Regions from separate parts of the Mus musculus genome. Here region 2 is linked to region 1. Evidence: chromatin contacts called from ENCODE Hi-C data. All regions are on one chromosome and are shown on one strand. Each heading gives the region's core, a stretch centred on a gene start or an enhancer-like site at or near the end of the contact. The rest is flanking DNA. Distances are from core to core; before and after follow the strand shown. Region 1 holds the start of Gmps (guanine monophosphate synthetase). Region 2 holds the start of Gfm1 (G elongation factor, mitochondrial 1).

Evidence for each region. Hi-C counts contacts between places; a loop is a spot of excess contacts on that map.
Region 2: a map of T-helper 1 cell shows a loop between it and region 1 (5-fold over the local background). The contact joins the promoter of Gfm1 here to the promoter of Gmps in region 1. A Hi-C loop is called at or near these places in 2 of 37 maps with a recorded cell type or tissue (T-helper 1 cell and T-helper 2 cell).

What each region holds. Positions count from the first base shown.
Region 1 is chr3:63,973,863-63,978,377 of GRCm38, reverse strand. It overlaps Gmps (guanine monophosphate synthetase), which reads right to left and starts at 2,235. Exons shown (of 16, transcript NM_001033300.2): 1 at 2,068-2,235. The coding sequence starts at 2,094.
Region 2 is chr3:67,427,601-67,432,115 of GRCm38, reverse strand. Gfm1 (G elongation factor, mitochondrial 1) reads right to left here and starts at 2,001. Exons shown (of 18, transcript NM_138591.2): 1 at 1,794-2,001; 2 at 314-466. The coding sequence starts at 1,877.

The sequences.
Region 1 (4,515 bases), core at 986-3,485:
AAAATGACCTACAGACTTGCCTACCGTCCACCTGGGAGGCATTTTCTTAACTGCTTTCTATTTATCTTTCCAAATAACAAAAAGCCAAACAGAACACTCATTTATATAAAATATTGGTACAGAATTTCTAAAAGTTTTAAAAACAAGGGCTGGGTTAATGGCTCTGGGGTTATGAGCACTGCACTGCCTGCTCTTCCTGAGGATCCAGGTTCAATTCTTTGAACCCACATGGCAGCTCACAACTGTCTGTAATTCCAGTCCCAAGGGATCTTATGTCATTTTCTGGCCTCCATGACCACACGGGCACGAACATGTGGTACACAGACACACTTGCAAGAATAACACCATAAATGTACGTGTGTGTGTGTGTGTGTGTGTGTGTGTGTGTGTGGAGGAGGCTAGCCTTACACTGATGTATGTCTTCTCACTGACGGTGCTGGAATAGCATCTGTGATGGTTAATCCTAATAGGCCAGCTTAAGAATTACTTTATTACTTTTATTAAGTTTTTTTGCATTTTATTTTTAAATTCCTTATAACAGTGTTGTGCCTATATGTTTGTCTGCACCATTTGCATGCAGTGTCTACAGGGACCAAGTGAGGATGTTGGATCATCTGAGCTGGAATTACAGACAGCTGTGAGTTGGCCACTCTACCACATGACCTTGACATAAAATTTAGCTATTCACCTTAAACTCAAATAAATCACAATGATCAAAAATATCATCTTAAGAAAATATTGAGCCGGGCAGTGGTGGCACACGCCTTTAATCCCAGCACTTGGGAGGCAGTGGCAGGCGGTTTTCTGAGTTCGGGGTCAGCCTGGTCTACAGAGTGAGTTCCAGGACAGCCAGGGCTACACAAAGAAACCCTGTATCGGAAAAAAAAAAGCAAAATAATAATTAAAAAATGTTGAAAAAATACTGAAATAATTTTGTGAAAATATTCTTCTAGATCGCAGTAGGTTCTATAAAACCGCAGCGAACTCATCCACCATAAAGATGAGTTCCAGTGAGTTGTAAGATTAAAAATTAAAGACAAATGTACAAAACTGTAAGGTGAGACTTATTCTTCAGACCATGACAGGTGCCTAGGTTTGAAAATATAGGAGCTACCTAATAATGTTTATTCATTTGTTCAACACAGGTTTTTGAATGATTCCTACATATTAAGCAGCCATTCGCGAGTTTGTGACACTTAAGCTCCATGTTTGCAAGGGCAGAAATTATTCCTGGCTCTAGAACAGCTATCCAAAAGTTTGGAGTTTCATACACCCGAAGAGAAATTTAACCAGATTGCTAAAGCTAGGTCACAAGCATGCACAAGCGTGATGTACACCTTGCTAAAGTAAATTATATTCCAACACCGCAGTTTCTCGATGACAAAACTGACTTTGTGAAGGTCAGAAAGCTCTCCAGGTCAAAGACGATTAGGTCGGAAGGGAAAGGGGACCAATTCAGACCAGGCAATTAAGAACGATGTCTAAGGCTGGGAGTTGGAAGCCACAAACGGGCATCAACGGCCCAACGCTCTCGCGTCTTGGCTAACGCAGTTAACTTTTTCCAGCACCCGTGGAGAACCTGGCTCCCAAGAAAAGGCCCCAAAGGCGGGAAAATGTCCCCGAAAACTAGCACGTAATACACGAGACAGAGTGCGCAGGAGCAGAACCTTTAACTCTACCCCTCCGAGGATGGCGGGAGAAGAGGGTGAGAAGCACACCTGGGCCCAGGAACAGAAGCTGTGGTCAATAGAGTCAGAAAGGCCTGCACTAGGCTGGAAAGAATACAGGCCCGCCTGGCCGGACCGCCGCAGGCGAGGCCCCGACCCTGCCCTGCGGTTGAAGGGCCCCGAAGTCCCCAAGAATCGCGGCCCACAGCCAGGTCGCCTCTCCGCTGGAACTCGATGCTTCACTAGCAAAGCCAACAAAGCGCCTCGGATGCAATAAAGCCGCGCCGCAGGCCGGGCTGACACATGTAGAGCGCCACTGACCCGGCCGAGGGAGACGGACGGACCCCCAGGTCTCGCTCACGCTGCCGGAGGGCGGCAGAGACGCCAATCACAGACTGACCTTGGAATCTCCGTTGCACAGGGCCATCGGGGACCAACGCCGCGGGTGCAGACTGCTGGCAAGGCCTGGACGCCAGAGGCTCAACACCGGGACCGGCAGAAGCGTGAAGAACAAGAGCAGCCCGGAACCTAACAGCGGCCTCAGAACACAGAAGCGCGCGCAGGCCCTGCCTCCAGCTTCCGCCCGACCTCCTCTAACCGGCCCCGCCTCTTAGAGGCGGGACCATGCAAGCCCCGCCCTCGTCGTCACCCCGGGAAGATAACACCAAACCTACCAGAAAGGAAAGCATCAGCCATGCCCCCAGTCTGGGCAATAGAACTGGATGTGATAGCTGACAATAATTAAGTAGTGGCTACATACCACCTCAAACTTCAAGTTTTTATAAACTGCAAGATACATTTAAGTAATGGATTCACCGTGTCACAAATAGTGGCTCAATTTTTCTGGTTTTTTTTTGTTTTATTTTGGTTTTGTTGTTTTTCTAAATAAGGTCACTCAGCAGACCAGGCTAGCCTCAAAGTTACATCCAGCTGCCTCTGACTCCTAAGTGCTAAAATTAAAGGTGTGTGCCATCACCTCTGTTTTTTAACAATAAGCTGTAGATTCCTCAGAGAGCCTACCTTGTTGAAGAAATTATATTTATTTGATTGCCTGTTTAGTTTTTGTTTGTCTGTTTCTTTTTTCTTTTGTAAGAATGTATGGTAGCCAGTCACCACCTTTGATCCCAGCAATCTGGAGGCTGAGGCAGGCACATCTTAGTTCCAGGCCAGATTTTTTTTTCTTTTTTTTTTTTTTTTGGTTTTTCAAGACAGGGTTTCTCTGTATAGCCCTGGCTGTCCTAGAACTCACTTTGTAGACCAGGCTGGCCTCGAACTCAGAAATCCGCCTGCCTCTGCCTCCCGAGTGCTGGGATTAAAGGCGTGCGCCACCACGCCCGGCTCAGATTTTTAAAAATAAGGAAAGAAAGTAATTAAAAGAAAAATGTTCAGAGGCTCTTGATCTCTCTCTCTCTCTCTCTCACTCTGGTGCCAGAACAGCCAGGGCTATACAGAGAAACCCTGTCTCAAAAAAAAAAAAAAAAAAAAAAAAAGAAGAAGAAGAAAAGAAAGAAAGAAAGAAAGAAAGAAAGGGAAAAGGGAAAAGGGAAAAGGGAAAAGGGAAAAGGGAAAGGGAAAGGGAAAGGGAAAGGAAAGGAAAGGAAAGGAAAGGAAAGGAAAAAAGAAAACCCAACATCCTCCCATGGCCTCAGTGCCTATAAACACATGTACACATAACCCCCCCCCCCCCAACACACACACAATGAAATAAGAACTTTTGCAAGCAACAGCAAAAAAGAATGGCTGATGTGAAGGAAGAAGCCAGGTGTCATTGGTGTCCTAACACTTGCTAGTGCATCCCTGTGAGTTGGAGGCCAGCCTAGGACACATAGAAAAAGACAGGAAAGGAGAACTGCTGTGGATGATAAAGGACACAGATAGGATTTATGATAAACTATCAAGTAATAAAAGCTGGAAATGTTAAAGAATCATTTTCAGCTATCATAACAATAGTAAATTAGGACATGAAATATTAGTAGATGCTAAAATTAAAGAGTGGAAGATAAGAAGCAAGTTTTATTTATACTGTCACAGAGTATCTTCCCACATTATTACTTATGCAATGTAAAATAGCAAATTTTTCTGTCTTTGCTTGTTTTTGAGTAGAGTTTCACTGTTAACCCTTGATAGCTATGAACTAGACATGATCCAACTGCATGAGCCTCCCAAGTGTATATGCTACCACATCTTACAAAATTTAGCAACTTTAGAAGTGCCTCAAGTCAGCCTTTCTTGAGTGATCAATATGAATATCACAAATAGTACAGTAGGTCAGTGTCATGTCTCACTTGATGGTCTAAATAAAATGAGGAGAATGTTACTGTAGTTCTGCCTAAAATTCATAAAAGAAAGGAACATCAATTAAAGACACATTCCACAAAATAACTGGCCTATGATTATATCCAGTTATTTATTTCTTTATGAAAACAATACCTCTAAACCTGATCATTAAAGGAGACTTTTTTCTGCAATTAGGGCAGAGTTTATCCATCAAGAACATCTTTTCTCCGTGATAGTGTATTAGCTGAAGCAGTCTAAAGGCTGCCTCTACCAGGCCGAAGATAGAGTAGCCCAAAGGCTGGGACTTAGAATAATCTGTTCTAAAGGCTTTCTCATTCATACTTTTGACATGGCTTTGAGAATATCTTTTGAGGGCGGGAACACTTTGACCCTCAGAGCATCTTCAGCTCGCTGCAGCCTCTCCCTTACCTCTGTATCAGGTCTGAATTCCCAGGGAGAGTATTCTAGGTTGAAGCTTATAGCCTCTTCTAATTTTCTTTCCTGTTAACATACTAAGAATGGAATCTGGGGCTTTCATTCCCAGCCTCTGTAGCCTTTTCTAATCTTGCTT
Region 2 (4,515 bases), core at 752-3,251, 3.5 Mb before region 1:
CCATCCTGTGGGTTGCAACCCCTCTGAGGTGGAACGACCCTTTCATAAGGGTTGCCCAAGAACATTGGAAAACACAGATATGTATATTACCATTCAGTTATGAAGTAGCAACAAATATAATTTTATGGTTGGTGGTCACCACAACATGAGGCTATGCTAAATGCTCGCAGCATTAGGAAAGTAGAGAACCACTGCCCTGCACCCGACCAGTTTTCATCCTAAAACAAGGTTTTCTGAAACTTATGAAACTATAACAACAGTAGAATTAAAATCGATTTCTGAATCGCTCTGGAATCAACCGCTAAGCACACACCTCGTGCATCGTGGCAATCCTGCCAGTGTAGTATAGCACCCGTTCTGTTAGCGTCGTCTTCCCAGAATCAATGTGAGCTGAGATCCCAATGTTCCGTATTTTTTCATTGGGAACTGGCCCTGACGAACACCATCGGCGGGTCTTCCAATCAGCCTGAGAAACAGTTTTAAAAGCTCAGTTTAGCACACCTATTATACGAGATCACAGTTAAAACCTGAACTACGGACTTGTTTTCTCATCCTCAAAGCAAGGTTCTCAACCTCCGTATTATCTAAGGAGCCCTGGATTTAATTCTGAATAATACTCATAAAAGAAGCACAACTACTGCTTCTAAATGTTAGTTTTAAACTTGAGACTTTTAAAGGTTCGTGTATATGTGTTTTGCTTGCATATATATCTCTGCACCACGTGCACGCCTGGTGCTGGAAAGGTCACATCGCCTAGAGCTGGAGTTATGGATGGTTCCGAACAAAGATGTGAGTTTTGGGCATTCAACTCTTCCTCTGGAAGAGCAGTCATGGGCTACGTTTTCACCCCTCCACTGTGTGGGTCCCAAGACTGACACTCAGGCTGTCACACTTGACAACTACCCTTATGGCTGGCTGATCCACACTGCTAACTTTTAAATACACACTACCATAATAGTCAGAGCTATACCTCTCAATGGCCACTTTAACAAGAGATACAAGTTTTAGATTGAATTGTACCTTAGGTTCTCTGTCTTCTCCCGTCCTGTAATTCACAGCTAGCAAGGGGCATATGGGTCTACCCAACTAACAGCCACAAGACAACTCCAAAAAGGTTTCCAATTTCATCTGAACGAAAACAAGGAAGTGCCTTTTGGGGTGGTGGTGTTCCTGTCAGCTTTACAGTGGGGGGTGGAGGGGGATGTATTTGTTGAATCAAAACAAAACTGCACACCCAAACGCTTGGCAAACACTTCTGGGTAGAGGGAAACTGGGCACATGTCAAAGAAGACAGCTGACAAGCGCTTGGATGGTTAAACCACAGGAACACTTGGTAGCAAAGCAAACGAGGTATCCATGACAGGTAAGAGGTCACATCTACCAACGGCTTCCCTGCTCTGAGTACCTCACTCCAAAGACTTACAAAGTTTAATCTATACACCTGACTGGGAAACTTGGCCAGAGAAGAGTACCGGGATGTTGAATAGAACCCACACGTTCAGAGAGCATCCAACCACACCCAGTAGTAAGAGGACCACTGGATAACGAGTCCGAAATCCGGGATTCGAGCCCCGGGGACACTAACTTTCATCTGACCTTCACTCGGGGCACTTCTCTTTAAGGTAGATCATCAGGAAGGGAGGGACCCCGGCGCAGAGCTGCGGGTCGCAAGGCCGAGCTGGCATGCGGATACCCAAGGGCTTACGGGGCTCGGGAAATCGCTGCTCAAGACCCCAGGTAAGGAAAGGTGTCGCCAACCTGCCCTGCTCTGGAAGGTTCTCTGGCACCAGTACCTGCTTCCCCTGCCAGCCCAGGACTGCAGGGACCCGAGGGAACGGTCCACGCCCCAGGGCTGCGGCGACCCGCAGCAGCCGCATGGCAAGCCTGGAACAGCCACTTCCAAGGCTCCTGCTCTGAGGTGATCGGTTGTGCTCAGCGCCGGCAGCAGAGCGGGAAGAGCTCAAAGTCACGCCGGCAACCGGAGCCGCAGGAGCACTTCCGGGAGGAAGGTCAGGAGGACGGCCAGAGGAAGACAAGGGAGAGGCACCTCTGTCTGAGCTCGACGTGGCGCGCGCCCTCTCCTGGTCAGGAGGAGAAAGCGTAGTTTATGCAGAGGATTGTCACAGGGAGGTGTCATTACTACGGAGGCAGGTACTCTGGTCCCTTTGTCTTTAAAGGAAAAAAATAAAAATTAAAAAACCATCTCTGTATAAAAAAAACAAAAACGTGCCGGGTATGGCGTCACACATGTCTAATAAGAACACTTCAGAGGCAGAACTAGGCGGATCTCTAATGAGTTCCAAGATAGCCTGGTCAGCAAAGAATTCTGGGCCAGACAGGACTAGACAGTGAGAACCTGTTTCAACAAAACAAAACAAAAGCTGCAGATTTTAAACATAGTTGTTTTACCTGCATGACAATGGGAAAACGTTTATAACAATTTAAATGGAAGGAGTACACAAAAATGTATTCATTACTACAGCATCAGAGAATCTGGGGGAGGGGCTGGAGATACGGCTCAGAGGTTAAGAGGTCTGCTCTTCCTGAGGTCCTGAGTTCAATTCCCAGCAAACGCATGGTGGCTCACAACCATCTGTAATGAGATCTGGTGCCCTCTTCTGGCCTGCAAGGTATACATGCAGGCAGAAAGCTGTATACATAATAAGTAAATCTTAAAAACAAATACTTCAAAGAGACTCTGGGGAAATGAGAGTAGATATATGTTGGATTACAAATAAAATTTTTCAAAACCTTCTTTATTGTTCATCAGTAATACTAGCTATGCATCTTCAAAACTGCACCCGTGGCGCTTCTGTCTGGGCTTCTTAAAGGCCTCAAAAACGTTGACATATCTAAAACAGAGCTTCTAGTCTTCCCCAAACCTCCTCATACAGTCTCCATCTTAGCAAAAGAATCTCCGTCCATCCAGTTGACCTAGCCAAAGATGGCAGTCACTTGCTGGCTCCTGTAATCTAAGCCTCTCAGCATATGCGAACCTCCCATTTCCTTCCACCTCTCCACAGGGCTATTTCTTCCTGGGGTTACTGTGATGAGAACCGGGTTGATTTCACGGCTTTTGTCTTTCCCGGTTTTTTTTTTTTTTTTTCAGTAAACTCACACACTGACTAAAAGGATCTTCTCAAGCCAGACCATATTCCCTCTCCGCAGAAAATGATCTCCTTACTTTAGTGTTGTTAGGCTGGAACCCGTGCTCATCACCCCCCGACACACCCCCCCCCCACACACCCCCCAGCTACAAAACCCTATGTGCCCTCCTTCCCCATCCTACCACACAGAAAAAGCTCCCTGACCCCTCAAAGGAAACTACAGCCTAACAGGTCATCATCTTCCTGATTCCCGCTACCCACCTGGGAGTGCCTGCCTGGGCGCTCAGCTTTTTTTTTTTTTTTTTTTTTTCTTTTTTCTTTTTTTTAACCTTATATGGGCATAATCCCATGTTTCATCACCACACGGCCCAAAACTATAAAACCTCCTTGCTTTATCCTGGGCGAATGACTTTACTGACCTCCACCTGATAGATTGGCCAACTCGCCAGACTGCTGCCTTTTAATAAGCCTGCCTTTATGTTGTTTTTTATAAACAGGTGGCAGTGATCAGGCAGGAAGGAGCAACTCAGCCGGCCGAGGTGAGGTGTTCCCGCTGAGGAAACAGCTTAGTATAAGAGGAAGTTTATTGGGGGAAAGGAAGGGGGCCTGGAAAAGGAGTACAGGCAGAAAAAGTGGGGGGATAGAGAAGGACAGAAAGAAAGAAGAGCGAGAAAGGGAGAAAGGGTCCAGCTGTCCAACAGGAGACATGTGGGAAGGAGAGGGAAGAGGTCTTCTTATATGCCTAGCTCCTGGATCATACCTGGTGAGCATAGATGCAAACTGTTGCAAGGTAACTGTTGGGCAGAGCCTAGAGCTGTGCTAACGATTTATACTTTTGATTTGACTTGAATTGGTTCATTTTGTTGGCAGAGAAACCTATTAGGTACAAGTTCAATGTTTTTCATAATGCTCTTTGGGAAGGAAGTTCAGCTCTCTTTCCAGGATACTTCAGCCCTGTACAGGTGGAGGCATTGTTAGCCGAGAACAAAGCTTGGGGTCAAGGCACAGTGACACTTCTTTCTGTACTTTCTTGTAGAGGAGGAACATCAGAGGGCTCTGTGTCTGCAGTATCCTTCTACCTTCAACTGTAAACCCGGACAGAATAAGACATCCAAAGATGGAACACTGGTTCCAAATTCCCAGTCACTGATGTCTACCCAACACTCTTGTTCCTTAAGTCATTTGTCTTCTTAATTTGTACACCTCTGCCCGACAAGTTTCAACAGCTCCCTCACTCCTTTCTACATCTGCACACATCCTGTTCTTTCTCCCGTAGTTCATTGTATTTAATATCTATCATGATATCACATGATAAATCACCATGATGTCTTTCATAACTCTTATTCTTGTAAAAAAAAAAAAGCCATGTCAGAACCATTCTTTAATAACATCAGCCCAACTCACAAAT